Regions from separate parts of the Homo sapiens genome. Here region 2 is linked to region 1. Evidence: chromatin loops called from intact Hi-C (ENCODE). Cell type or tissue: endothelial cell of umbilical vein. All regions are shown on one strand. Each heading gives the region's core, and the rest is flanking DNA. Links, peaks and the distances in the headings are about the cores only.

The links. A loop is a pair of places that touch in the nucleus more often than their neighbours do. Peaks named below come from ENCODE experiments on the same cell type or tissue, not always from the same donor. Only the 100,000 strongest peaks of a DNase experiment are listed, where the experiment ranks them.
Region 2: it touches region 1 in a loop (21-fold over the local background); 53 of 110 quality-filtered maps call a loop at or near these places.

The regions. Positions count from the first base shown.
Region 1 is chrX:33,427,225-33,442,862 of GRCh38, reverse strand. No RefSeq gene overlaps it. Among named protein-coding and RNA genes, the nearest start is that of DMD, 220 kb to the right of the region's middle. In endothelial cell of umbilical vein, for the core only: a CTCF peak has its summit at 8,170 (motif pointing left); a DNase peak (open chromatin) is centred at 8,162.
Region 2 is chrX:34,293,531-34,309,168 of GRCh38, reverse strand. No RefSeq gene overlaps it. Among named protein-coding and RNA genes, the nearest start is that of FAM47A, 170 kb to the right of the region's middle. In endothelial cell of umbilical vein, for the core only: no CTCF peak of the experiment used is centred there; a DNase peak (open chromatin) is centred at 8,088.

The sequences.
Region 1 (15,638 bases), core at 3,355-11,354:
TCCATCTTGAATTAATTTTTTGTATAAGGTGTAAGGAAGGGATCCATTTTCAGCTTTCTACATATGGCTAGCCAGTTTACCCAGCACCATTTATTAAATAGGGAATCCTTTCCCCATTGCTTGTTTTTGTCAGGTTTGTCAAAGATCAGATAGTTGTAGATATGCGGCGTTATTTCTGAGGGCTCTGTTCTGTTCCATTGATCTATATCTCTGTTTTGGTACCAGTACCATGCTGTTTTGGTTACTGTAGCCTTGTAGTATAGTTTGAAGTCAGGTAGCATGATGCCACCAGCTTTGTTCTTTTGGCTTAGGATTGACTTGGCAATGCAGGCTCTTTTGCAAATCAATAAACATAATCCAGCATATAAACAGAAAACGACAAAAACCACATGATTACATCAATAGATATAGAAAAGGCCTTTGACAAAATTCAACAACTCTTCATGCTATAAACTCTCAGTAAATTAGGTATGGATGGGAAATATCTCAAAATAATAGGAGCTATCTATGACAAACCCACAGCCAATATCATACTGAATGGGCAAAAACTGGGAGCATTCCCTTTGAAAACTGGCACAAGACAGGGATGCCCTCTCTCACCACTCCTATTCAACATAGTGTTGGAAGTTCTGGCCAGGGCAATCAGGCAGGAGAAGGAAATAAAGGATATTCCATTAGGAAAAAAGGAAGTCAAATTGTCCCTGTTTGCAGATGACATGACTGTATATTTAGAAAACCCCATCGTCTCAGCCCAAAATCTCCTTAAGCTGATAGGCAACTTCAGCAAAGTCTCAGGATACAAAATCAATGTGCAAAAATCACAAGCATTCTTATACACCAATAACAGACAAACAGAGAGGCAAATCATGAGTGAACTCCATTCACAATTGGTACAAAGAGAATAAAATACCTGGGATTCCAACTTACAAGGGATGTGAAGGACCTCTTCAAGGAGAACTACAAACCACTGCTCAATGAAATAAAAGAGGATACAAACAAATGGAAGAACATTCCATGCTCATGGGTAGGAAGAATCAATATTGTGAAAATGGCCATACTGCCCAAGGTAATTTACAGATTCAATGCCATCCCCATCAAGCTACCAATGACTTTCTTCACAGAATTGGAAAAAACTACTTTAAAGTTCATATCGTATAGCATTTTTAAGGGAAGTGCAGTATTTTAGTTTTAGATTTTATTTGAAAAATAACACGATTCTGTAGTGAGCATCTGATCCTTGCCAGTCATTTAAACAGGAAGAAAAGGTGGCTGACGACACTGTCATAACTCTAAGACTCTCTCAAGAGAAAGGAGAAGGAGTCACTCTTTTTTAAAAATTTTTTATTTTGGGGAGCAACTCATGTTAAACCTTCTTAGGCATCTGCAAGAACACACACTTGTTTTAGGTGAAGTTGTGATACTTAACATTATTTATTATTGTAGTCAATGACTATCACTTTAATTGTGTTTCCACACATCTAATTTTTTAAGTGCTGAGTTTCATCTGTTTGCCATCATCACTGAAGTGTCAGTGAACTAGAAAGAATACTTGTTTGGGATTTATGAGGAAATGGCTAAAATGAACTTCCCAGAGAAAGATCTGTTACTGTAGAAGTTGAATTTTTTTATACTAACCAAAGTCTTAGGGTAGAAGAAGATGTGACAGGCACGCATGACAGGCACATGCTACCACTTATTTTAGTAGTAAGGCTATTACTGGGCTTTATTTCCTATTATTTTTTAAATATTTTTATTGTGTTAAGCATATGAGATCTACTCACTTTACAAATTTTTATACACACAGTACAGTCTTGTTAACTATAAACACAATATTGCACAGCTGATTTCTATAACATTTTTATTTTGCTTGACTGAAACTTTATACCCTTTGAAAAGCAACTCCTGATTTCCCCTCCCCTGGCCCATAGCAACCACAATTCTACTTTCTCCTTCATTGAGTTTGACTATTTTAGGTACTTCATATAAATGGAATCATGCAGTATTTGCATTTCTGTGTCTGGCTTATTTCACTTAGCATAATTTCCTCAAAATTCATGAATGTTGTAGCATATGACAAGATTTTCTTCCTGTTATGGCTGGATAATATTCCATTGTATGTATATACCATGTGTTCTTTATCCGTTTATTGGTCCATAGACATTTAAGTTATTTCCACCTCTTGACTACTATGAATAATGCTGCAATGAACATGGAAGTGCAGGGATCACTTCAAGATCCCAATTTAAATTCTTTTGGAACACTGCCCATATGTGCCATTGCTGGACCACATTATAGTTCTCTTTTTATCTTTTTGGGGATATCCGTACTGTTTTTCTATAAGAGCTGTATCATTTTACATTCCCACCAACAGTGTGTAATGGCTGCAGTTTCTCCACATCTTTGCCAACAGTTGAATTTTGTTTTTGTTTTACAATGGCCATCCTAAAAGGTGTGAGATGATAGTTCATTGTGACTTTGACCTGTATTTCCTGGATGATTCCTGGTGTTGAGCACCCTTTCCTACACCTGGTGACCATTTTTATGTCTTCTTTGGAGAAGTGTCTACTCAAGTCCTTTGCCCACTTTTTAATCTTTTCTTTTCTTTTCTTTCTTTCTTTTTCTTTTTCTTCCTTTTTTTGCTATTGAGTTGAAAGAGTTGCCTATAAAATTTGCATATTAAGTCCTTATCAGATATATAGTTTGCAAATATTTTCTCCCATTCCAAAGACTGCCTTTCCTCTGTTGAGTGTTTCCTTTGCTGGGCAGAAGCTTTTTAATTTGATGTAGTCCTATTTGTCTATTTTTGGTTTTATTGCCTGTGATTTTGATATCACATGCAAGAAATCATTGCCAAGACCAATGGCTTGACACCTTCCCCCTAGGTTTCTACTAGGAGTTCTACAATTTCAGGTCTTATGTTTAATTCTTTAATCCATTTTGATTTAATATTTGTGTACAATGCAACACCATAGTTCAAAATCGTTAGTTTGCATGTGAATATCCACAATTCCTGTCACTGTTTATTCTTATGTGGAAAGGGATTATTCTTTCCACATTCTGTAGTCTTGGCACTCTTGTCAAACGTGAGTTGAACGTATACCTGTGGGCTGTCTATTATGTTCCATTGATCTATGGGTCTATCTTTACATCATTACCATATTGTTTTGATAACTGTAGTTTTATGATGTTTGGAACCATAAAATATGAGGCCTCTAATTTTGTTCTTCTTTTTCAAAATGTGTCTATTCAGGGTTCTTTGTGGTTTCATATGTCTTTTTTTTCCTATTTCTTTTTAAAATGCTATTCATTGTAATAAGGACTGCATTGAATTTGTACATTGTTTTGGGTAGTATGAACATTTTAATATTCAGTCTTCAAATCCATGAACACAGAATTTATTTCCATTTATTTGTGTCTTCTTCAATTTCTTTCGTCAGTGTTTTGTTGTTTTCAGTGTGCAAATCTTTCATCTCCCTGCTTAAATTTATTAAGTATTTTTTGTTTTTGATACTAATGTACATGAGGTCATTTTTCTCAATTTCCTTTTTTTGATTAGTCATCATTACTATATAGAAACACACCTGATGTTTAGGCCAGGCACGGTGGCTCACGCCTGTAATCCCAGCACTTTGGGATGCCGAGGCAGGTGGATCACCCGAGGTCAGGAGTTCGAGACTAGCCTGGCCAACATGGTGAAACCCCACTTTTACTAAAAATACAAAATTAACTGGGCATAGTGGTGCACACCTGTAGTCCCAGCTACTCGGGAGACTAAGGCAGGAGAATCGCTTGAACCTGGGAGGCGGAGGTTGCAGTGAGCCAAGATCGTGCCGTTACACTCCAGCCTGGGCAACAAGAGCGAAACTCCATCTAAAAAAAAAAACAAAAACCAAAAAACCAAACAAACAAAAACACAACTGATTTTTCAGTGTTGGTTTTGTTTCTATCAATTTTGCGGGATTTGTTCATTACTTCTGAGTTTTCTTGTGTGTAGAATCTTTAGCATTTTCTATATATAAGATCATGTCATCCAAGAACAGACAACTTTACTTGTTTTTTTTTTTTCTGATTTTGATGTCTTTTATTTCTTTCTCTTGCTTAATTGCTCTGTCTAGGATTTTCAGTCCTATGTTGAACAGAAGTGGTTAGAGTGGGTACCTTTGCCTTGTTCTTAAAGACAGAGGAAAAGCTTTCCGATTTTCACCTTTGTATATGATGTTACCTGTGGGTTTTTTCATATATGGCTTGTATTAGAGTAAGGTAATTTTCTCCTATTTCTAGTTTGCTGAGAGTGTTTTATCATGAAACAATGTTGAATTCTGTCAAATGCTTTTTCAACATATATTCAGATAATCATGTGATTTTTATTCTTTGTACTCTTTTTTTGTTGTTGAGGCAGAGTCTCACACTGTGCCCAGGTTGGAGTGCAGTGGCGCAATCTCTGCTCACTGCAGCCTCTGCCTCCCAGGTTCAAGCGATTCTCCTGCCTCAGCCTCCCGAGTAGCTGGAATTACAGGTGCCTGCCACATGCTTGGCTAACTTTTTTTTGTATTTGTAGTAGAGACAGGGTTTCACTATGTTGGCCAGGCTGGTCTTGAACCCTTGACCTCATGATCCACCCACCTCAGCCTCCCAAAGTGTTGGGATTATAGGCGTGAGCCACCGTGCCCAGCCTATTCCTTGTACTCTTAATGTGGTTTGTCATATTCATTGACTTTCATATGTTGACTCATCCTTGCATCCCACGTAAAATCCCGTGTAGTCATGATGTGTCGTCATTTTAATGTGATTAAATTCTGATTGCTAGTATTTTGATGAGGATTTTTTTGATGTATATTCATTAGGGATATTGGTCTGTAGTTTTCTTGTAGGGTCTTCATCTGGCTTTGGTATTAGGGAAGTTCTGGAGTCAACGACAAATTTGCAGTGTTTGCTTTTCTCCGATTTTTTGAAGAGTTTGAGAAGGATCGGCTTTAATTCTTAAATGTTTGGTAGAATTCAGGAGTGAAGCCATCTTGTCCTGGGATTTTCTTTATTGGAAATTTTAGGATTTCTGATTCAATCTTCTTACTAACTTATCTGTTTACATTTTCCATTCCCTCATGATTCAGTCTGGTAGCTTGTATGTTCTATGAATTTATCTATTTCTTCCAAGTTATTCATTTATTGGTATATAATTGTTCACAATAGTCTCTTATGATTCTTTCATATTTCTGGGCAATGGTTGTAATGTTTCCTCTCTCATTTTGGATTTTGTGTCTTCTGCCTGTTTTTTTTTTTTAAGTCTAGCTCGAAGTTACTTTTATTAATATTTTAAGAAAAACAACTCTTGTGATAATTTAATTTTTTTCTGTCAGTTTTCTATTCTCCATTTTGTTTATTTCAGCTTTATTAAGTATTTTGTTCCTTATACTAATTTTTGGCTTAGGTTGATCTTCTTTTTATAATATTTGAGGTATAGAGTTAGATTGTTTATTTGAGATATTTTCTATTATTTTAATGTTGTCATTTATTGCTATGAAAGTCCCACTTAGTACTGCTTTTACTGCATCCCGTAGGTTTTGGTAGGTTGTATTTTTATTTTCATATGTCTCAACATATTTTCTAATTTCCCTTTTGATTTATGCTTTAATCCATTGGCTATTCAAAACTGTTATTTAATTTCCATATATGTGTGAATTTCCCAGTTTTCCTTCCTTCTGTTGATTTCTAATTTTATTCCATTTATTCGGAAAAAACTTGGTATGATTTCAATCTTCTTAAATTTGTTAAGTCTTTTTCTGTGGCCTAACTTAGGATCTATCCTGGAGAATGTTCCATGTGCTCTTCAGGAGAATGTATCCTGCTGCTGTTTGGTGAATGTTGTGTATATATTGTTAGGTCCATTTACTCCATAGTGTTGCTTATGTCCTATGTTTCCTTCTAGATCTTCTGCATGGTCGTTCTACCCTTTATTGAATGTGGGTTAATGAAATGTCTTACTATTGTAACTTATTTCTTTCTTCAGTTCTGTCAGTGTTTGCTTTATACATTTAAGTGCTCTGGTGTTGGGTGTGTGTATTTATATGTACGTGTGTGTGTATGTGTGGTACATGTATTTATATGTGTGTGTGCATAAATATATATAAATATAAAATTATTAATGTTATTTCTTCTTAGATAACTGACCTTTTATCATTATATAATGTCCTTCTTTGTCTCTTGTGACCATTTTTTAACTTAAAGTCTATTTCTTCTTATAAATGTATGGCCACTCCTGCTCTGTTTTCTTTACCATTTGCATGAAATATCTTTTCCATCCCTTCACTTTCAGCCTATATGTACTTAAATCTATTGTGAATCATTTGTATGCAGTGTCTTCTTCTTCTGTTGTTTTAATTCATTCAGCTGCTCTGTGTATTTTGATTGGTGAGTTTACGTCTTTTACATTTAAAGTAATTATTGATAAGGAAAGGCTTACTATTGCTGTTTAGTTGTTTTCTGTCTGTCTTGTGGCTCTTTTGTTCCTGCTTTCTTCTCTTGCTACATTCCCTTGTATTTGGGGGTATTTTGTGTTTTTTGTTTGTTTTTTTAGAGACAGGCTTTTATTTTCTTATTTTTCTTTGTGTATATTCTATAGGTATTTTCTTTATGATTACCACGAGGCTTACACATAATATTGTGTAGTTATAAACAACCTGTTTTAAGATGATGACAGTTTAACATCAAGCACATACAAGAACTCTGTTCTTCTACATACCCCACCCATTTTATGTTATCGTCACAAATATTCTTTTTTATTATGCATACATTAACGTATTTTATATTTATTGTTATTTTGTACCTTATCTTTGGACTTCAAAAATATCACATGTACCCCTTAAATAATTACAATGATTATGTATCCATGATAATTAAAACTATTTTTAAAAATTATTAAAATGTGATTTATTCCCCAACTTTACAGTATTAGAATATTCTCATTTGTGTGTATATTTACCTTTACCAGTGAGCTTTATACTTTCATCTTGCTGTTTAGCATTTGTTCATTTTAACTTACAGGATTCAATTTAGCGGTCTTTCAAGGCAGGTCTAGTGTTGGTGAACTAGCTCACCTTTTCTTTATTGGTCAAGTCTTTTTCTCTTCTTTATTTTTGAACAACAGTTATGCTGGATACCATTTCAATAGTTGGCAGTTTTTGTCATTCGCACTTTAATAAAACATCTCACTCTTTTCTGCCCTATACGATTTCTTTTGAGAAATCCACAAATTATCTTATGGGGTTCCCTTCTCCATTACTTTAGTGATGCTGCATTAAAAATTCTCTGTCTTTAAGTTTTGACAATGTGATTATAATGTACCTTGTTGTGGTCTTTTGGGTTTCATCCTATATGAAATTTATTGGACTTCTTGAATCTGATGTTTATTTTCTTCTCCAGATTTTGGCAGTTTTCAATCATATTTTCTTTATGTAAGCTTTCTTTCCCTTCTCTCTCTTTTCTCTTTCTGAGACACCCATAATTCATATTTTGGTGTGTTTAATGGTGTCCCATAAGCTCCTTAGGCTTTCTTCCCTATTTTTCCTTCTTCTTTTCTGTTTTTTTTTTCTCAAATGACCTGTCTTCAAGTTCTGACTGGATCATTTCAAATGACTTATCTACAAGTTTACTCATTGTTTCTATTCTACTTAATCAAGTCTTCTATTTAGCCCCTCTACTAATTTTTTCAGTTCAATTTTTGCATTTTTCAGCTGTAAAATTACTGATTTAAAAAATACCTTTTATCTCTTGGTTTAAATTTTATTTTGTTGATGAATCATTTTCTGGACTTCATTGAGCATCTTTATGACGATTATTCTGAGTTATTTGTTTGGTAATCTTATACCTCTGTCTCTTTAGGATCAATTTCTGTAGATTCATTTTGTTTCTTGGTTGAGCCGTTTTCCCTCTTTATATTCTTCACAACTTTGTGTTGTTATCCTTGCATTTGAAAAAAGCAAACACCTCTAACATTATTTACAAACTGGCTTTGTACAGGGAAAACCTTCACCAATCACCCAACTAGAAATTCTGGGGGCTTGTCAGACCTCTCCTGTGGATGTATCTTCTCTGCGCATGTAGATTCCTTTAGAGCAATTTGCAGAATTCGTATTTCAAGAGCTTGTAATCTCGTGCTCCCTCTGGTGTCTATTTGCTGTACTGCAGGTCCACTAAGGCAGCGGCACACCACCCAGCTCTTTTCAAGTCTCAGCAGCCCCTAGGCATTTAGAGTAGTCCAGGTCCTGTGTGCGTTCTAAGACAGGCAAGACAGAAATCAGCCTTTCCGGCAGCCTCCTGAAAAGCTACAGTGTTGTGCACATGCTCCAGTCTTCTCCTTCTTTCTAAGGAAAATGCTTCTGAGCTGTATCACCCTGTCAGCTGTACCAGTGTTCCTCTGGAGAAGCAACATATCACCAGTTTCTTTTCGGTTCTCAACAACCTCCAAGCATCTAGAATATGCTGGGTCGCTTCATTGCTCTAAGACCGATGAAACAGCCACCAGTCCCTTTGACAGACCCCTGAAAAGTCATAACATAAGAAGATAGTGTCAAGTTTTCTCTTTCCTTCCTCAAGGAGAATCTGGAGCTAGGAGTTTCTTTTTGACCATGTGGTACTATAATGAAGGGAGGGGCTATGATGACAGGGTGCCACATGTTTTGTTTCATGTTCTTCTGGGTTGCAGAAATCTCTTAACTAGTTTCTGGATTTCTTACACAGAAAATTGGTTTCATGTACTGTTGTTGAATTAGTGTCTCCATGGGAGAAATGAGGGTCTGGGCCTTCCTATTCCACCATATTGCTTACAAAACTCTATTTCCTATTAATTTTTTACTTGTATAATGTATACAAGTCTTACTCATTACAATTAATTTTGTTTTACTGGGGATGGGAATACATGGGTAATATCACTAATGAGCCTGTAAAAGGTATAAGTAAAATTTTAAAAATGATATGGAACATAATATAAGATATAATATATGCAACATTTAAAAATGTAATATAGAGAAGAGTACTCTTGAGCAAACCTGCCTTGATTCAACTATTGCCTTCATCTGAATTTGGTTAGAAGAACAGAACCTCTACAAAATCATAGGAATAAAAATTTATACAGGAGACAGAGCTCCTATTAGATACCAAGAAAAAATTGTCAGGAATTTTTCCACTCCTTGTATCTATGCCCTCCCATTCTGACTCTGAACTTGATCATCTGAGTTATTAAATTCAGCCTACATTTTGTTGAAGTTGAGTTTGTTCTTTGTTGTAATATTTAGTTGTTAGAATAGAGAACCAATTTTTCCAGCAACAACGCTGTGTTTTGCGATGGTGTCCACCAGCCCTTACCCTGACTCCACACAAGAAAACAATGTTAATTTTAAAGGTAAACCAGGTGGTACTTCAAGATCACAGGTAAATATATTCTAAAGTGAGTTTGTCCTAAGCTTCAGCTTCAGAATTTTTTTGGTAATGCTTTGATATAGTGTTTATTACAGATTATTTTATAATGTTAAGTAGCAAGATTTTTATGGATAGAACACTTTCAGAAGAGCTCTCCAAAATCCTAAAAAATCATCGTACCTGAGCACTATTCAGTAGTCCCCAAAAGTATATAAGAACCTCCCAGTTTTAGACAATATAGCTGTACTATATCAATTATGTTCATTAAAATTGGAGAAAGTGCTTTGATTCATTAATTTAAATCCTCATTTAACAGATAATACTATGCCTAACACACTCTGTTAGGCTCTATGTTGGTTATAGATATGAATCAGACAAAAAAATCTTTCAAGAATAGTTCAAGAGAGGAATGGAATATATATATATATATATATATATATATTTTTTTTTTTTTTTTTTTTTTTTTTTTTTTTTTGAGACGGAGTCTCGCCCTGTCACCCAGGCTGGAGTGCAGTGGGGCGATCTCTGCTCACTTCAAGCTCTGCCTCCCGGGTTCACACCATTCTCCTGCCTCAGCCTCCCGAGTAGCTGGGACTACAGGCGCCTGCCACCACGCCCGGCTTTTTTTTTTTTTTTGTATTTTTAATAAAGACGGGGTTTCACCGTGTTAGCCAGGATGGTCTTGATCTCCTGACCTTGTGATCTGTCCGCCTCAGCCTCCCAAAGTGCTGGGATTGCAGGCGTGAGCCACCGCACCCGGCCGGAATACATATATTAAGTACTCATGTGAGATAGAAAATATTATGACCTTTGCTTAAGGGTAATGAGAGGTCTCAGAAAAGAGACCACTTATAATTTGGAGATCTCAAATGATTCAATGGAGGAGGTGACATATGAGATGGACCTTTAATACTAGAGATACGTATTTTCAAAAATTGAGAGGAACAAAGGAATTTCTAAGCAGAGAAAAAGAGCATGAGCATGAGGTGAGTAAACCTGGGGTATGTATAGGAAATAGTAAATAATTCCATAAATCCATACATAAGGCTTATGAAAGGAAATATGGGAAGATGTGCTTTAGATTATAATCTGAAACTTCAAAGTCTTGGATTAAAATTTAAGATGCTATTGCCAATTGAGATCAGTTGACTGAGTGCTCTAGTGCTCCCCTAACAATAATTTGTTGAGTTGACCCCAGGAACTTTTGTAACCTATCTGGGTCTCAGTTTCATGTAAAATGAAGCAGATTGAATAAAGTCCCTTCCATATCTAAAAGCATGATTGTTACCTCTATTCCATAAATAGCTAGGAACTAATGAAGAACCCACGAAAACCAGGACCAGACCTGTGATTAAGGAAGTCATTTAGATGGTTTAGAATAATTTAGGAGTGCGTTGACACAGGGATCAGGGATTTCAGATAATGAGAAAAGAAACACTCTGTGTAAAGTGCAAAAAGTTTAGGAAAGAATAAAAGAGAGATGACTGGGTTAAAATAAATTGCAGAGATAGAAATGAGAGAACATTTCAATAGTAATTTAGTATGAAAAAGAGGAACCTGATAAATATCTCTTTTTAAAATGCCCCTATTTTAAATATCATGCTATAATATTTTAGTATTTATTAGTCTTCATAGTTAAAATTTTTAAAGAAACTTATGCACACGTGTATGTGTGTGTGTGTTTGTGTATGTGTGAAGCATGATGAAGGTAAATTGCTTCTTTCAAACGAAGAGATGGTGTTTTAAAATTATTATTGATTAAAGAGGCATTGGACATAGCTGTGTTGGATTCCAAAACCGTGGTAGATTTTAGAAGTCTCAATTTTCTTGAATGCCTCATCGTATGCCTCAGTGTGCATTCCATGGTAATTGATCTCCACAATTTGAACAAATATTCAAAATAGGGTGACTTTAGTGCATAAACTATTATACATAAAATTGTAGAGAAAAATAGTTATATGGAAATATATAGACTCCAGGTTAGAGAACTTCTGCTTCTAAAATAGCCTATGTAATTTTATATATATATATATATATATATATATGTACCATGTGTGTTTATATAATAAATAATATATATATAATTAATTTATGTGATACAGATATATAGTTTCAATTCAAACATCATATTTCAAACTTGGCAATAAAGTTTTGAAGAGATATTTATTATTTTAGTTTGGTCTCATGCCAAAAAATAATATTGTCTTAGGTGATACTTAATACTGATTCTTCCCATTAAATTAAAATGGTAGTTTTCAAACTGTAATCACTGGGAAGTCTTGTTAAAATACTTATTTCTACTGCTCCCAGAGTCACTAATTCAGTAGGTCAGGGAGTGGGGCCTGAAAATTTACATTGCTTACAAGACATTTTCTTTATTGCTCTATTGTGCTGAAGACATTTAAATGGAGGAATATCATAAGGTGTAATAATTTTGCCTTATATTGTAGGATCCCCCTCCGTTGAAGTACAGAATAGATTAATTATTGTTGTATGTTTCCCAGGCATTAGACATTTAAAATCACACACACACACATATACACACACAATTTAGAAAACTTACTGGGTTATCTAAAGACAAAGTTATATCACTTGTTATATGGTGATATGGTTTGGCTGTGTCCCCACCCAAATCTCATCTTGAATTCCCACATTTTGTGGGAGAAACCTAGTGGATGGTGATTAAATCATGGGGGCAAGTCTTTCCCATGCTGTTCTCATGATAGTGAATAAGTCTCACGAGATCTGATGGTTCTTTAAGGGGGAGTTTCCCTGCTCAAGCCCTCTCTCCTTGCCTGCTGCCATCCATGTAAGACATAAGTTGCTCCTCCTTGCCTTCTGCCGTGATTGGGAGGCTTCCCCAGCCACATGGAACTGTAAGTCCAATTAACCCTCTTTTTTTTTTGTAAATTGCCCAGTCTCAGGTATGTCTTTATCAGCAGCGTCAGAACAGACTAATACATATGGATATTTAAAATTTTAGAAATTCTTTTTGGGGCTTTGATCATACTTTATAAATACAAGAGTGAAAACCTAACCTTCAACATATAGTGTATACTTACACTGAACATTAGTGTTAGTAGACGCAAGTTCAATTCCAAATCCTGAATATAAGACTCCATGCTATTTAATATAAGGGTGAAAATGTTCACAGGGCAAATGGATGATCTGTATTTTCATGTATTTATCCCCATTTCCTCCCATTTGTAAAAATCATTTGTCTCTTGAAACTCAAAGTCTATATTTCAAATTTTAATGCATTTAAAGCAAAATTTTAAGAATGTCATTCATTCTAATTGCTTTACTTTTGCTTCGTATTGCATTAATAATTATCTTACTCTACCAATGAAAATAATCAACATTATGATTAATGTAGTAGTTGTATTTTACCTTTAGTATTTGGAATACAGCCTCTATCCCATGGTACAAAATTTTGATCTTATTAAAAATTGAAAAAAATATATACGGGGTTCTACCAACTCTTTGATTTTTATATTTTATTTTTTGCTTGAAGAATATGGCCACATGATTTAAAATTTATAAGTCACAAATAAATTATATAGTTTCTTCCACTCCTATACACCAATAATCTACTTCCCCTTAGTAGAGGTATATAAGGTTACCAGTTTCCTTCTTTTTAGAAATACAGAAATATGCTATGACTATAATCAAGTCTAAGTTAATGTTTTCCCTAATTTTATATAAATGCTAAATTATATATAATGTTCTTTCCTTTTATCAGTAAAATATATATCTTTGAGATTATTATATATTAGTGTGTAAAGGATTCCCTCAATCTTTTCTAGTGCTCTATGGTATTTAATTGGTTGGTATCATAGTCCATTTAGTGTTGCTATAAAGGAATACCTAATACTGGGTAATTTATAACTTAAAGAGTTTAATTTGGTTCACGATTCCTCAGGCTGGACAAGAAGCATGCTACCGCCATCTGCTCAGCTTCTGGTGAGGGCCTCAGGCTACTTCCAGTCATGGCAGAAGGCAATGGAGAACCAATGTATGCACAGATCACATGGCAAGAGCAGAAACAAAAGGAAAAGAGAGGGGAGGTGCCAAGCTCTTTTTAATAACCAGCTCTCATGGGTACTAGCAGAGTGAGAAGTCACTCATTCTTTTCCCCAAGGAAGAGAGTTAATCTATTCATGAGAGATTTGCCCCCATGACCCAAAAACCTCCCACTAGTCCCCATCTCCAACATTAGGTTTGAGGGCACAAAACATCCAAACTATAGCATCTGGACCATAATTTACACAAGCAGTCTCCTGCCAATAAATACGTAGGTGATTTGTGATCCTTTGCTAAAACAAACAGTGACTAAATAAATTACGTTATACACATGCCACTTTGCATTTGTGTATATGTATATGATGAGTTCCTAGGTGTGGAATATCAAAAAGTTTGTGTCTGTGTGCATTTTACACTTTTATACTCTAATCAACAATTCGTAAGAGTACCTGTTTCCCCTTATGCTCATGAACATAACATGTTACCAAGCTCTCAGATTCTTGGCAATTTGATAGTTCAAAATACCCTCTCAATAGAATCTCTGTTTTCATTCTTTACTTTTGTGAGAGATTTAACAATTCTCTCACATATATACATATATATATATATATATTTTTTTTTTTTTTGAGATGGAGTCTCGCTCTGTTGCCCAGGCTGGAGTACAGTGGCGCGATCTTGGCTCACTGCAAGCTCCCCCTCCCGGGTTCACGCCATTCTCCTGCCTCAGCCTCCCAAGTAGCTGGGACTACAGGTGCCCACCATCACGCATGGCTAATTTTTTGTATTTTTAGTAGAGACGGGGTTTCACCGTGTTAGCCAGGATGGTCTTGATCTTCTGACCTCGTGATCCACCCGCCTCGGCCTCCCAAAGTGCTAGGATTACAGGCGTGAGCTGCCACGCCTGGCCCTTCATATGTTTAAGATCAATTTTTATTTCCTTTTTTATGAACTATTTCCTTAGCTAATTTTTCTATTGCATTGTTAATCTTATTATTTTAGTTAAAAGAGATCTTTAAATACTAGAGAAGTTATCACTTCAAAGAACAATGTAAGAACAATGTGTCATTTAGGGGACAGCTTCTATTGCTATATTAAAAAAATGTCCCAATAGAGTAGCTTAAATGAACTGGAAGTTTCTTTTTCTTTCTCTCATATAATAGTTTTGATAGACACACAGAGCTCAAGGATCAATATATGGCTTCCAATGATGGGTCCAATGTGACAGCTCTAGTTCTTACTGTCCCCAGAGATGGAGAATGGAGAGATCTAGAGGAACCTACCCATAGTTGTTATAAGGGCAAGATTCAAAACCAGTGTGCCTCACTCACAGTCAAACACTATTGGTCAGAACTTTGATGAAGGCCATATCTAGATGTTGGGAATCTAGGAAATATAGTCTTTAGATTGACATGTTCTGCATAGTGAAACTAATACTATAGAAGAGGAGAGTAATGGGATTGGGGACAAACTATCATTTTGCAATGAGTTAAAAATACGATTTTTTTCCAGTTAATCATTTTGCCTTTGCTTATTCTGAAATTTATTCTGTAAAATGTTAGCTTATTTATATATCTGAATATATGAAACTTTTTTTATTTGTGGCCTCAAGGCTTGGCGTCACCCTAGAAAGTATCTTTCTTATTCTATGATTATTTTTTGAAAATCTCCTACTGTTTCTTCTAGGAAATCCTCTAGTAGTGGCAGTAGTCCCTTTTGCTTCTTTCACTTCTTTGTCTTCTTCCTCTTTTAATCATTTGAGATTTACAGTTTTAAATTATTAGTGTCATTGTCAGTCAAAATGTATGACACCAAGGGTAAAATTTATATTCTTTGTCTTTGGAATTATATATTCACACACATTCTGGTCTTAAATATTTTCTAAAATCTGTTTAATTTGTGTGATTGTTCTTCATGGAAATGTTTCAAGATGTGCTGGATGTCTTTGTTTAATACATTTATCTCCTGAATCTATTGCTCTTTGAAAATTAAAATGAACCTGTAGGGTATAAGGAGGCACATAAGATAACTTAAAAAATAATATATAGGAAAGAGAGCATGAGATGTTCATTAAATTGAATTAATAATTGAAATAAAAGTAATATACTTTGTAAAAGGTGATTTAATGACTTGGAAGATTTAATTACAGTGATCTGATTAAATTATGCTGTCACAAAACATTGGTATCACCATAATTGATGTGT
Region 2 (15,638 bases), core at 4,334-12,333, 870 kb before region 1:
TTCCCCAGAGAGGTGGTGTTACATTTTAAAATAATATGTATTATTTTGAATTGGATGGGCAGTTACAGCGGCTCCCACTTGGCCCTATCTTTATTTATTGTGGTAAAATATACATTACATAAAATTTACTATTTAACTACTTTTAGATATACAGTTTACTGGCACTAAGTACATTCACGATGTTGAGCAATCATCACTGCAGTCCATCCCCAGGCTTTTTTTTATCTTCTCCGACTGAAATTCCATACCCATTAAACAATACACTGTATTCTCCCCATCCCAAGATCCTGGCAGCCACCATTCTACTTCGTGTCTCTATGAATTTGACTTCTCTAGACACTTCCTGTAAGTGGGATCCTACAATACCTGTCCTATTGTCTCTGGCTTATTTCATTTAACATAATGTCTTTAAGGTTTATCCATGCCATAGCATGTGTCAGAATGTTCTTCCTTTTTAAGGCTGAATCATACTCCATTGTATGCATATACCACATTTTGTTGATGCATTAATCTGTTGATGGACTTTTGTGTCATTTTCACCTTTTTGGTATTGTGAATAATGAAGCTGTGAATATGGATGTCTATAAATACCTGTCAAGAGTCCTTCCTTTCAATTATTTTGGGTACATGCCCTGGAAAGGAATTTTTAGATCATATGGTAATTCTGTCTTTCATTTTTTTTGAGGAAGTTTCCGAATGTTTTACACAAAGGTTGTACCATTTTACATTCCTGCTAGTAATGCACAAGAGTTACAATGTTTCCACATGCTCATCACTACTTGTTATTTTTATTATTGTATTCTGTTTCTTTTTTAAATCATCGACATTCTAATTGATGTGAAGTGATGGCCCTTTCCATCTTAATAGCTCTTGCTATGGATGAGAATTTTGTTTTCTTTTTTCTAAGTATGTCTCCAACAATGCATTCAGGCATGGGGAAATATAGTGTAGCTTACTGAATCCACAGACGTTATAGTGAGGTGAATTTATATCAAGTCTCCAATTATCATATGACCTCCATAAACCCCACTATGACCTGAAGATCACAGTGATGTTTTTGAACCTCAGATATGTGAAATTAGCTTAATAATCTCTGAAAAATTCTGAGTTTCCCCCTTTTCTTGTTAAACAATCCCCCTAGAAAATTGTTACAAACCACTTTGAGGAGGACTTGGAGAAAAATTCACATTATATGCTCTATTTTATTTTATTCATTTTTACTTTTGAGACAGAGTCTCGCTCTGTCACCCAGGCTGGATTGCAGTGGCACAATCTCGGCTCACTGCAACCTCTGCCTCCCGAGTTCAAGCAATTCCCTGCCTCAGCCTCCTGAGTAGCTGAGATTACAGGCGCCTACCACCATGCCCGGCTAATTTTTGTATTTTTAGTAGAGATGGGGTTTCACCATCTTGGCCAGGCTGGTCTTGAACTCCTGACCTCATGATCTGCCCGCCTCGGCCTCCCAAAGTGCTGGGATTACAGGTGTGAGCCATCGCGCCCAGCCAGAGCGAAAGTTTAATAAGTGAAAGAAGAAAGCTCTCCACAGCGGAGAGGGGGCCTGAAAGAGGGTTGTCGTTTTTACAGTTGAATCCAAAAGCTTGTATGAGAAACTCCCCTCATCTTTGTAGCTGTTTGTGTAACTTCCATTATCTGTGTAGCTGTCTGTAACTCTCTTTATCTGTGCAGCTGCGGGCATCTCTTAGGCAAGTACAAAATGCAGCTTCTCTTGTTTATGCAACTGTGTGTTTTAGGTAAGCCCCCACCCCCCTGTGCAAGTTCCCATGGAGCCCACCATGTACATGCCTGAAAAAGGGAGGAAACTTTTTCCTGGGATCCCACTGATTACACAAAGAACAGAGACGTTTCTATGTTGGGCCTTGCTCCCTTATTAGTGCAACTGTAACTTGATTTTTCCCCAGGCTGCTCTATCTGTGCCTGTAGCTTTGATTTTTCTGGGTGTTTTTCTGTTTGAAGGAGTTTTACCAAGGACCCATCCCAACTGTCTGCTTGACAGATTTCTTTTTCTTTCTCCTCTCTGAATAGTTACAGGCTGGGAAAAAATAAGTGCTAATGTGAGTGGGTCTTGAGAAAAGTAGACACTCTTTGAAAATTAAGTACTCCAGAAAAGGTCTTTAGAAGTATGTTTAGCAAAAGACATTGCTGAATTTCCTCAGACTGGGGTTGGGAGATGAAGGTTTGTTTTCACTGTCAAGGAAACGTCAGGAAGTTTTAAGGTAAAAGTTTTCATATTAATCTTAGTCTGCCTGCCTGTCCTTACCTTAAATCTTTAATACTGAATTTTTTCTTGATCGATGTCCTGATGTTAATCTATGAGACTCAATACAAAGATGGGCATTGAGCTTTTATTTTAATTCTGCAACCCACAAATTTAGATTTGAAGCTTGATCCTCAGCCATGTCTGCTCTATGGCTACAAAACCTGAGAAACATTTAAGTCCCTCATAGGGGCTGTCTATGTCTCTTCCCATGCGTTGATCTGAGAGGTTTAACACTCAACTTATCATTTGCATCTTGTAAGCTCTCTGGTGTTGTCAGAAGCAGCTAATGTACCCCACAGTGCTTATAGATATTATTACCACAATGAACACAGTAGACACTTGACCTCCAAAAGGATTTTATTTGACTGGCAATTTATCCAAAACAAACACTGGTGGTAACTTAAATAATCATGCTTCCACTGGTTGGAAGAAGTGCTTGTTTTCTTTACATTGGTACTGAGGTCATTACTACATTCAAGCTCAAAGAGATAAACAACAATTCTGTAGTCTTATTTTGAAGGTTTGTTTCCTGGGACTAATCAATTAGAGTTCAGGAAGGACGGATGGTCTGCTTCAGGAAGTTTAGAAAGCACATTTTAATACAATAACCTTTTCTTTTCAAAGATTGGCAAAGCGAAAGAGTCAAAATGGGGATAAGGAGGCTACTCAGAGTTTGGCAAGAGGGAATTCCCTAAGCAAAATTGGAATGGGTGCTGGTGATTCTGGTAATATAGAGGGAGAAAATCTCTAACAGGAATTGTACCCATGAAGGAGACAAAGCCTCAGATGTAGATGTCTATGCCCCTCAAGGAAGGAGGGCAAGCCGGGCGTAGTGGCTCATGCCTGTAATCCAGTACTTTGAGAGGCCAAGGTGGGAGGATCGCTTGAGGCCATGAATTCAAGACCATCCTGGGCAACATAGTGAGACCCTGTCTCTACAAAAAGTGAAAACAAAACGAAACAAAACTATGATGGCATGCACCTGTAGTCCCAGTTACTTGGGAGGCTGAGGCAGGAGGATCACTTGAAACCAGGGAGTCAAGGCTGCAGTGAGCCATGATCACACCACTACACTCCAGCCTGGGCACAGAGTAAGATCCTATCTCAAAAAAAAAAAAATTAAAAAAGGAGGGCATTCTGTGTTCTCCTTTATTCCCTCCTTCCATTATCTCATCAGTGCTTCCCTTTGGTCAAACCTAATGGGAAGCTTATTGTCAAGGCATACTGGAAAATTCAATTTTGTGAGGCTATCCTCTACAATAAAAATCAGAGAAAAGGGATGGAGACATGGTCTTAAAACAAAAACAAACAAAAATTATACAGTTCCACCTCCCAAATCATTAACACAAGCGTGCCCTTGAAACAAACTTCTCACATTCCAGTTTAGTTGTTCAAATCGCAGCTGTACCATGATTGTACTTTGAAACAAGTCTATTTTCTTCTTTATTTTCTCCTAATATTGCCTTTACATCCTTCCTTATTATTTTAGATTCCAATGCCTATTATTTCTGATTGTATTCTAAACTCCCTTGCTCTAGTGTCTTTTCATTGTATCCAAACATGGATAAACCCGAAACCACTGCTTTCACTTTTTTTGACCTCTACCTTTAAAAGGCTACCTGAGAAAATTACATAAAGGTTTAGATTGTTTCCTTTATAAATTCATGATCAGTGACATCAAAGATCCTTCAATATTGACCTTTAATTCTGCTTCGTTTATCAGGAACAGTCATTACATTCTTTACAATGTGTTTTTCTATCATTCCACACTATCTTTAACTGTCTATATTCCCACCATTTGCTGTACTATCAGGAGATAATCTCTTCTAATTCACAGAAAAGAAAATAAAAGACATTAGAGAGGAAATTTTCTGTTAGTGAACATAATGCATTTACCAGCTCTGCTCCCATCTTTATCCCCTTTGGTCATTTAATAGAACAAAAGCCCTGTTTATACTAAAGGCAATTTCTTCAATCCTGCTTTGGATTACATCTACTTCTACCTTCTCAGAATCCTTATATTATTTAATATATTTTTCTCACCCTTCCATTAGCATTAAAACATCTTCCAAATTAGGGAAAAAACGGTTAAAAAGAAGAATAAAACAAAGAAGAAATGCAAAATCAAACTCACCATTTTTCCACACATCCTCTGCTTTGATTATCTTTCCCCTCTCCTCTTTTTCAAAACCATAATTTTTCAATTCCTAAGAAATGTTTTTTTCTGTATTCAGTATCTTCACTTCATCACCTACTCATTCTTTAGTCTACTTCTAACAGAATCCAGCCTTTACCACTCCAATAAAAAACAGTTTATTACTAATTTCCAAGTTCATAGAAGCAATGGGTAGATATTATCTTCTTTTTTTTTTTTTTTTTTTTTTTTTTTTTTCCTGAGATGGAGTCTTGCTCTGTTGCCAGGCTGGAGTACAGTGGCGCAATCTCGGCTCACTGCAACCTCCACCTCCCGGGTTCAAGCAATTCTCCTGCTTCAGCCTCCCGAGTAGCTGGGACTACAGGCACGTGCCACCACGCCCAGCTTAATTTTTTGTATTTTTGGTAGAGACAGGGTTTTACCATGTTGGCAAGGATGGTCTCGATCTCCTATTCTTGTTGGCTTGGGCCTTGGGGCTCTATGTCCTCAATAAACTAAAAGATACAATCTTATAGTTACTTGATCTGTAAGTAGAATTTGCTTCCCTCTTTTAAGTTTAATTTTCCTTGGGCTAAGACTCTCCTGGTTTTCGCTTATCTCTGTGGTTGCTCAATCTCCATCTCTTTTGCAGATACATCTTCTTTCCAAACATTAAGTGTTGAAATTTTTCAAAATTCAATTCTAGACTATTATATTCTCTCACTTTAGTAGCATAAAATATGTGGGTTTCTATAAAATTATCAAGATATTTTATGGAAATATAAATTCTTTCCACAGCTTTAATTTCCACCCCCATGAAAATTGGACATACATGTACAATAAGTCCTCTTTTAACATTGTGGATAGATTTTTGAAAACTCTGACTTTAAGCAAAACTATGCATAATGAAACCAATTTTTCCATAGGCTAGTAGATATAAATAAGAGATAAGTTCTAATGGACTATTTTTGGTAACAAAACCATCACCAAACTTATAAATAAAAAACAAAAACACTTCTAATATTAAACATTGAAATAAATGTGAGCTACACATACATTTAAGTTAAATTGATAAAATCAAGTAAGATAGTTAGTGATCCACTTTTTTTTTTTTTTTTTTTTTGGTGAATCAGTGAATGATGGCAGTCACAGCAGTGATGGGTTAAATTATGAAATAAATGTTTGCAAAGTGAAAATTTTCAGGAGTACCCCCTTGTACCATAAAGTTCAAAAACAAATAATAGGAAATATAGCATGCTCCCTGAGCACTTTTGGCATGATAATAAATGTGCATTTGTAGGATTGTCATGTACTTAACAAATTTTTACTTGACAATAATTTGTACTCATTCATTCATTCATTCATTCATTTTCCATCCTGCTTATTTCATTTCAGAATGGTGGGTGATGGGAACCTATCCCAGCATCTCAGGGTTCCAGGCAAAAACCAGCCCTGGCAGGGAAGCCATCCAATCGTAGGTCACACTCACTCACACACTCATACTCACTCAAACTGGAACCATGTAGACATGCCAATTCAGCTAATGTGCACAGCTTTGGGATGTGGGAAGCAACCAGAGTATGAGGCCAAAACCCACACAGACATGGGGAAAATGTGCAAACTCCACGTAGACTGTGGCCTCAGGTGGGAGTTAATTTTTTTTTCTCATCAACTTTATGACTAAATGATGTTAAATTAAACTTCGTTATTTGAGGACCTGCTGTATCCAAGACCTCAGTTTTAAATTCTGTATATCCAGTACCTATTTAACATCTCAACCTGTTTATTTTAAATAAACATAAAACTCAACATATGCATGCTCTCCCGCAACCTCTAATCTGTCCTGCTCCATCTTTGTTTGTCTTAGTGTATGGTGGCACCATTCATTCAGTTATATAAACCAGAAGTCTAGCCATTAACTTTGACTTCACCCTCTCTCATCATCCACTATATCCTATCAATTGCCAATCCTATCCAATTTACCTCTTAGATACTTCTTTATTCACTCTTATCTGTCATTCTAATTGGTAAATTAATGCATGAATCTAAATTTCCCCACTTGCTCTGCATGGTGCCTATAATTTTTGTGGCTGAAAGATTTATAAAAAATATTTGTGTTTGTCTTTCCTGTATTTTTCCCTTCTCTTCCTCCATTCTCCCCTCTCCATTTCCAGCATGGATTCAAGACTCCCTAAAAGTCTGTGCCTTAAGAAATGTTCTGCTGGAACATGTGTTGAGGTGTCAAGAAAGTGGCTAAAAGGCAATTGGAGGGCCAAAGATCATAGAATACAACACGCAGTGCTTGACACCACCTTTCTGCTGGATAGGGCCCTGGGGCTGTGTCCAGTTGTTACAAGGAAATAACTGAGGAGTGATATAAGGAAGCCATGTAGTAAGCATTATGTATTTGTCTTGTTAAATATTTCAGGGTCGGCTAGGCGCGGTGGCTCACGCCTGTAATCCCAGCACTTTGGGAGGCTGAGGCGGGCGGATCACGAGGTCAAGAGATCGAGACCATCCTGGCTAACACGGTGAAACCCCATCTCTATTAAAAATACAAAAAAAAAGAGCCGGGCATGGTGGCGAGCACCTGTAGTCCCAGCTACTCGGGAGGCTGAGGCAGGAGAATGGCATGAACCCGGGAGGTGGAGTTTGCAGTGAGCCGAGATCGTGCCACTGCACTCCAGCCTGGGTGACAGAGCCAGACTCCGTCTCAAAAAATAAATAAATAAATAAATAAATAAATAAAATTTAAAAATTAAAAAAATAAATATTTCAGGGTCTCAAACACTGCACTAAAACATTTAGCAATGGAATATAAAGTCACAGTGAGAAACAGTGTGAAATGGTCTCAGGAGACTGGAGAGACCTCCATAACAAATTCATGTTACAGGACTTTTATACAACTCTGGTTGTATGATGTACTCCAAATAGTGACTGAGGCTGACTTCTCCATCTGCTCATTTGTTTAAAAGCTGACATTCATTTAATCAAATAAAGAATCACTAGGTTTAAAGTTGCAACTCATAACTGCTTACTTTGTGAAAAATAGTTATAGCTAAGTCATGGCAGCTGTCATAAATATATGGAAAACACTTTGCCTGTATATTTTTCACTAACTGGAATAATACTCTTTCAACAAAAAAACTGAAAAGAACGAACTAGGGAACAAAACATTTTTATCCTTCAAGACATTCTGTTTAGAAAGATCTTTGTAAGCTGTCATCTTTTGTCTCTGGTAGAAAGGAAAATACAAATAATCTGGAAATATAGAGATGGGTTTCTGTACCTAAAACCACAGATTTTGTTTCCAATAAAGTGAAAAATATTATATCATATAGTTTATTTTTTATTATATAGAGCTAATTGCCCTTGTGTTCTTAGTGGGGAAGAAAAAAAGAACCCCAGTATAGATAGATTTTCCATGATGAAAAGGGAATCATGACCATCTGTATTTCCAAAGGGAAAGTGAAATTCCAAATATTCTGTGCCATAAAATGTTAAATTGAACATTTTAAAATAGTCTCTCAATATTTTGGACCCAATGCTTTGAAACTTTAAAATTAAGTATGATATATACATAATTTCCACACCTTTAAAATGAGTTGTTAAATTGTTAAGACCTTTCTTCAAAATTAAGACTTGCTAGTCAATCCTAAAAATAGCCTCCAGAGGGCGACCAAGTTGCATCATGGCAAACAAGCACATCAAACTGTAGCACTGCCTCCAACAACAGCATGGATTTAGTTAACATATGAAAAGCCAATAATAATGGTTAATCCTTGAAAAAAAAATATACTTTCACCTGAAGTGTGAATAGCTCTGCAAAAATTGAGTGTTTGTGAGGAAACCACCTGTAATTTGATGCATTAGCAGAGCAAAGGCCTTTGATCAGAAAAACTTGTCATCATTTCATGCAAGTTCCAATCAATTTCTCTGCTCATTGAAGTCTACTTATCCCAAGCACCTTGTTGTAGCAAACAGAGTATAGATCTTGAAGTTCGGTAGACTTAGATTCAAAGGCAGCTCTGCAATTGGTTGTTACCTTGTAAACAAAGTTTAATCTGAAGATAGGGTAGATAATATCTTCTTCATGCTTCATGGTTGTTTGAGAATTACATGAGATAAATATATGAAAACATTGACCCACAATGTGGGCAAACATCACCTCATTCTTGTTTATTTCGTCCCTATCTTTTTTTTTTTCTCCTTTACCTAGAGAAAGATAAAAATAGGATCAAATTATGTTATTCACTTCAAGGTTTTAGTGATACATATTACTTTCCCATTATTTGTCTTCAAAATATGTTTTTAAAAACCACATGGAAACAAAGTAGTGGTTACATTTAAATAATTAATATTTCTCCATTCTCTCAGACAGAAATACATCTAATAAATGTTGTTGGAGGTTTGCTAGTCCTCGACTGGTTAATGACTATTATCAATCTAGTAATTCGAATTGGTCATCCATTCAATTGGCTTTCCCCTTATACCAATGGGTTATTATTTCCACTTATTTCATTTATATTAAAGCCACATCCCTCTGAGAAAAATAGTTGAGTTTACCTTGTATTTGCCCTTTCTTATTCTTCCTGACCTATATCTAACCAGCAGACAATTTCTGTTGATTATTTTTACACATTTTCTCTGCTACACCTTTAGATTATGACCTTATATGACCTTCTACTGGTCTCCTTAATTTTATTCACTGATCAAGATGTCCTTAATGTTCTCCTCAGCTTGACTAAATTTTAGACAGGTTTCTTCTTGACTGTAGGTCCCTGACCTTTCTTTTCTTAAGGCATTTACTTTAGAAAAAGTACAATTGTAAATTCTTTGCCCCTCTGAGATATAAATCCCCCAGCGTCTTCTGACTTTTATAACCCAGGAATGTCTTTCTCAAGGACCTGGAAGCCATCCCTTTGAAATGTAAACATCAAGAAAGATAGCACCCCTATTTTCAGTCTCTGTGGGAGGGTAGGAGCCTAACTTAGATAAGCATCAATTAGCACACACAGATGGCCTAATCACATTGACCAACTTCCTCCCTGAGGTCCTCCAGTTCTTTTCCACTAGCTATCTTTGGCACTTAACATCTCTCCCATTTTTCTACATCAGCAGAGTTGAGTGCAATCTCTCTTCCTTTTGTAATCATCTTGACTCCTGTTGCAATATTCTTCCTTGCCCGTTTACTCAATTTGGTGCAGTTTTTCTTTGACATCATTCCTTCACCAAACCCATACTGCTGAATTTCAGATTACTCTTTCCAAACTTTGAATCACTCTGTATTTCCTGTTGCATAAACCCCACCATTCAAACTCATCCACCATCTTGTACCTTCAAAACTCATTCTCAGAATTCCACTTCCTGAGTTCCCTACTCCAATAAAACTAGTCCATTAGCTTTGTAAATGTGGCTACTATTTCCTCACTTTGAAATCTTTGCTTGTGTCCTTTCTATTAAATATATTTTGAAATTTTATTTTATTGTACCTGCTCATAGATAAAAATAAAATAGAAATCACATCAAGTCTCTACAAATGGGAGTTTGATAGTGGAAATTAGTAGCACCAGTGATGAAATTGCTGAGAAGTAAAGAAGGGCTAGCAGGATAATGGAGGGATTAGCAAGAACAGGAATCTACTTCAATCAACTCCTATACTGGACAGTTAAGGAGAAGATTGTGAGGGAGCCCAGGGCCAGATAACCTGGTCAATACTGGACCATACGTGTTTTGTCTCACACATAGTAGAGCCAGGGAGGTTACACAGTGGCTGCTGGAAGAGGTAACCAAAGTAGAGAGACAATGGAGAGAAATCTCTTAGCTTCTTTCTAACCCGTCATATCCCATCAGTGTCTCTATTTGGCTGAATCTGGTAAAAAGTAAGCTGCATGTATGGGTCTGCTATCATGTGACACAAAATAGAGACAAGAAAGAACAATGAATGAATCTAAGACAAACAGACTGGAACCAGTACATTTGCTTGAATGTTGTACAATAGCCTATTTTCAAACTATGGTCTTTTTATTTATATTCCCTATATTCTTGACCAATTGTTTTATTCCCCTAAGTTCAAATTTCCTCATCTTTGAAAATAGCATAATGATAGTTCCTAGCTCATCGGGTTGTTTTGAATATTAAATGAAATAAGACAGATAAAGGGTTAACATTGAAATTATTATATAGGACATGCTCCAAAAATGAACTTCATCATGATTGCTTTGTTGTTATTATTATTAAAATTGCTGTTGTTATTGCTATTTTAATCACCTCTTCAATTTTCTGCCAAGTAGAATTTTATTTCAGTGTCCAGTTTAAATGCTGTCTGCTCCTTTTAACTTCTACAATCATTTTCTCCAAAAAGGATTTGTTCCTACTCTAAATTCCTATACTATACATTATGTGCTTCATTTATTTGACATTCATCTGTGGGTTTATTTGACTATACGCTTTCCATTATAACCAAACTTTAAAATTCTAGAGCATAAGGACTATTGTTTATGTATTTGTGTATCTCCCATAGGATTTAGTACAGTGCACTATCCAGAAAAAGCAATTATTGGAAATGTGTTGAGTGAAAAACTTAATCACTAAGTTTACTGTAACTCTACTGACATATGGACAAAGCTCATAACTATTTGGGCAATGCTGTGAAATTCTAGGCTTTATAATTTTTAGAATTTATTTACTTTCATATGGGATTTTGTTTTAAAAGATACTGTAAAAATAACTTGAAAAAAATTTAGCTTAAAGAGATTAATAAATGGTTTGCCATTTGTTGCATTTTTATACTTATTTAGAACTGCCTCTAGAACTCCCAGTATGTCAGCATGTGTAGCTACAGAGCTTGTTAGCAGAATACAGACACCTGCTATTTCTGGTACTTATAACATGAAAAAATATGATTATATTAATAACGCCGTGCATTTTATAGTGCCCTATCATTATTTCAGAGAGTTCAAACTTTCTCATGTAGTCATATAAAGTAGCAAGGGAATTCACATTATATATGCAATCCCAAAGGGCATTTTTGATCACTTTGAATTTTACCAACCATATTACTCAGGGTGGATTAATAAAAACATGTATAGGGGCATGGCCCTGAGATTGGCTTCGAGTAAGACAGAGACAAGGACATGCAGAGATGAAGATGAGCTTCACAAATGAAGAAACAAGGAATCTGGAATAGAGTTGTCTGAGGAGTAAAAATCAGCATAGAGAAGAGAAAAACTGCAATAGAGGAAAGGGAGACTGGAGTGAGAGTGGTATGAAGGCTCGTTTCACGTTCTTTCTCGCATCCATTTTCCTCTTCCTTTGGCTATTTCTCTCAGCTACTTTTTAAACCACATATCCCTAAGGGTGATCTTCAGTTGGGAATAGAAAAGGGTGGCTGCGTAATACAAATGTGCTATCATTCACTTCTGTCCTTAGTTACAACACTCTCACCCTCTCTGCACCTCCACTCATCAAACCAAAATGAAACAAGACTGGCAGTGGCGAAGGCAGGCCGAGCCTTGCCGGTGAGTTCTGAGGAGGAGGATCCCAGTGGGATGCGGAGTGAAGAGGGGGCTGTAAATGCCAGAGTGATTGGAAAATGTCAGTTCCTGTGGCTGCACCAAACTGGAGTGTCACCAGCATTACAACAAAACAAAATACAAAAATATATTGCCAGGGAGACTGTATGTCGGAGTTAGCTTTACTTCTTAACACCTTTATTAGTCTTCTGGAAGTTTTCCTGATGCAGTGAAAATACATTAAAATTGGGAACCACAGGTACATAATGATTGCAGCAGCTTAATTCAGTAGCATTGTTTCAGCCTTCACTCTTAGGCTTTACCATTTAATTTCTAGAAATGTGTTGAATTGCTTTTGCCATTTCTTAGATTTTTAAATTGAATATAGTGTAAGTTGGGACCTAGTCAAGCTCGTATTCCTGTCTCTAAAATCCAGTCATTTAATTCTAATTTTAGCTAGGCACCTTGTCCTTATTTCTCCAGGCAAATCAAGAAATCTCAATGTAATTTATTTTGAAATAATAAAAATAGGTGTTTATTATGGATAATAAACAGACAGGAAATTGTATGTGTATAATTATATATGCATATATGTGTGTGTGTGTGCGTGTGTGTGTGTGTGTGTGTGTGTGTGTGTGTGTGTATATATATATATATATATATATATATATAAATTCTTGTTTCTTACAACCCACCCATATAAAACCATTGTACAGTGAATCAGGCCAAAAGGAAATCAATATTCTAGTGATCTTCTAGAGAATACAGGGGAACCAAGCTGTAATAATATTTCCTTCCCACTATTCATATCTTGGGTCTATGGTGTAAAGCTAAAACAATAATAAACTACTTTTGCCAAAGCCACATACAGTAGATGAAAAATGACTTCTGTTAAAAAGATTCACTATACTCAGTGCAATTTGAACAGATGGCAAAGATCAAGTTTACCAACCCTCCTTTCCTCTGACTGATTTCTCCTGCTTCATCCCTGTTAAAGGCATGAATCTTCTGTTATATTCCAGTAGTACTAAGTAATTTAAAAGTTTAGATGGCAGAGAGAGCCACTTTATTTCAGGCAGTGAAACATTTCTTTAACTGAATTTCAAAATTCACAAGAGTTATGTATTAGTCTGTTCTCATGGCTGCTATAAAGAAATACCTGAGACTGGGTAATTTATAAAGGAAAGAGGTTTAATTGACTCACAGTTCTACAGGGCTGGGGAGGCCTCAGGAAACTTACAATCATGGCAGAAGGGGAAGAAAACACATTCTTCTTCACATGGTAGCAGCAAGGAGAAGTGCTGAGTAAAAAGAGAAAAGCCCTTTATGAAATCACCAGATCTCATGAGAACTCACTCACTATCATGAGAACAGCATTGAAATAACCACCCCCATGATTCAATTACCTCCCACTGGGTCCCTCCCATGACACATGGGGATAATGCAAGCTACAATTCAAGATAAGATTTGGGGGGGGTGGTCACAGCCAAACCATATCATTCTGCCCCTGGCCCTTCCCAAATCTCATGTCGTCACATTTCAAAACACAATCATGCCCTTCCAGCAGTCCCCCAAAGTCTTAGCTCATTCCAGCATTAACCCCAAAGTCCAAGTCCAAACTCTCATCTGAGACAAGGCAAGTACCTTCCACCTATGAGCCTGTAAAATCAAAAGCAAGTTAGTTACTTCCTAGATACAATGAGAGTATAGGCATTGGGTAAATATACCCATTTCAAGTGGGATAAATTGGCCAAAATGAAAGGGCTACAGGCCCCATGAAAGTCCAAAATCCAGCAGAGCAGTCAAATCATAAAGGCTTAAAAATGATCTCCTTTGACTCCATGTCTCACATCCAGCTCATGCTGATGCAAGAAGTGGTCTTCTGTGGCCTTAGGCAGCTCCACCCTGTGATTTTGCAGAGTACAGCACCTCTCCCAGCTGCTTTCACAGGCTGATATTGAGTGTCTGGGGCTTTTCCAGGCACATGGTACAAACTGTCAGTGGATCTACCACTCCGGGTTCTGCAGGATGGTGGCCATCTTCTCACAGCTCCACTACGCAGTACCCCAGTGGGGACTCTGTCTAGGAGTTCTGACCCCACATTTCCCTTCTGCACTGCCCTAGCAGAGGTTCTCCTCGAGGGCTCTGTGCCTGCAGCAAACTTCTGCCTGGACATCCAGGTGTTTCCATACATCCTGGGAAATCTAGGTGGAGGTTCCCAAACCTCAATTCTTGACATCTGTGCACCAGCAAGACCAACACCACATGTAAGCTGCCAAGGCATGGGGCTTGCACCGTCTACCGCAATGGCCCAAGCTGTACACTGGCCACTTTTAGCCATAGTAGGAGCTGAAGCAGCTGATGCAGGGCCTGAAGTCCCAAGGCTGCACACAGCGGGAGAGCCTTTGGCCTGGCCCACAAAGCCATTTTTTCCCTCCTAGGCCTCCAGGCCTGTGATGGGATAGATGGCTGTGAAGGCCTCCGGCATGCCCTGGAGACATTTTCTCCACTGTCTTGGTGATTAGCATTCGGCTCCTCATTACTTATGCAAATTTCGGCAGCCAGCTTGAGTTTCTCCACAGAAAATTGTTTTTTTCTCTTTCACATCATCAGGCTGCAAATTTTACAAGCTTTTATGCTCTGCTTCCTCTTGAACATTTTGCCGCTTAGAAATTTCTTCTGCCAGATACCCTACATCATCTCTCTCAAGTTCAAATTTCCACAGATCTCTAAGGCAGAAGCAAAATGCTGCCAGTCTCTTTGCATTGACTTCATGCCCTGCATCCCAGACTTTGCATAGCAAAGAGACTTTAGTCCAGTTCCCAACAAGTTCCTCATCTCCATCTGAGACCACCTCAGCCTGGACTTCATTGTCCATATCACTATCAGCATTTTGGTGAAGGCCATTCAACATGTCTCTAGGAAGTTCTAAACTTTCCCACATCTTTCTGTCTTCTTCTGAACCTTCCAAACTGTTCCAATCTTTGCCTGTCACCCAGTTCCAAAGTTTCTTACACATTTTCAGGTATGATTATAGCAGCACCCCACTACCCAGTACTAATTTACTATACTAGTTCCATTCCCATGATGCTATGAAGAAATACCTGAGACTAGGTAATTTATAAAAGAAAGAGGTTTAATTGGCTCACAGTTCTGCAGGGCTGGGGAGGCCTCAGGAAACTTACAATCATGGCAGAAGGGGAAGCAAACACATCCTTCTTCACATGGCAGCAGCAAGGAGAAGCGCAAAGCAAAGTGGAGGAAAAGCCCTTTATAAAACCATCAGATCTCATGAGAATCACTATCACGAGAACTGCATGGTGGTAACTACCCCCATGATTCAATTACCTCCCACCAGGTCCCTCCCATGACATGTAAGGATTATGGGAACTACAATTCAATATGAGATTTTAGTGGGGACCCATCCAAAACTTATCAAGTTACTTGCCCTCAAATTCTGTAAACACTATGTGCCAAGCACTGTGTTCAGTGCTTTACAAATATTTTTAATGGGATCTTTGCAATAATCACATGAATTATGTTGCCATATCCTCATTTTATGTAAGAGGAAATTAAAACATATTTAGTAAGTGATGGAGCTGAAGTTTAACCCTATCCAGATTTATTAACCTTAATTATTATGTTCTTAAACTTTTTAACCTCAGCTTCTCCCAGATTATAAGGCTATGGAAACAATTTTCAGAGGGCAATT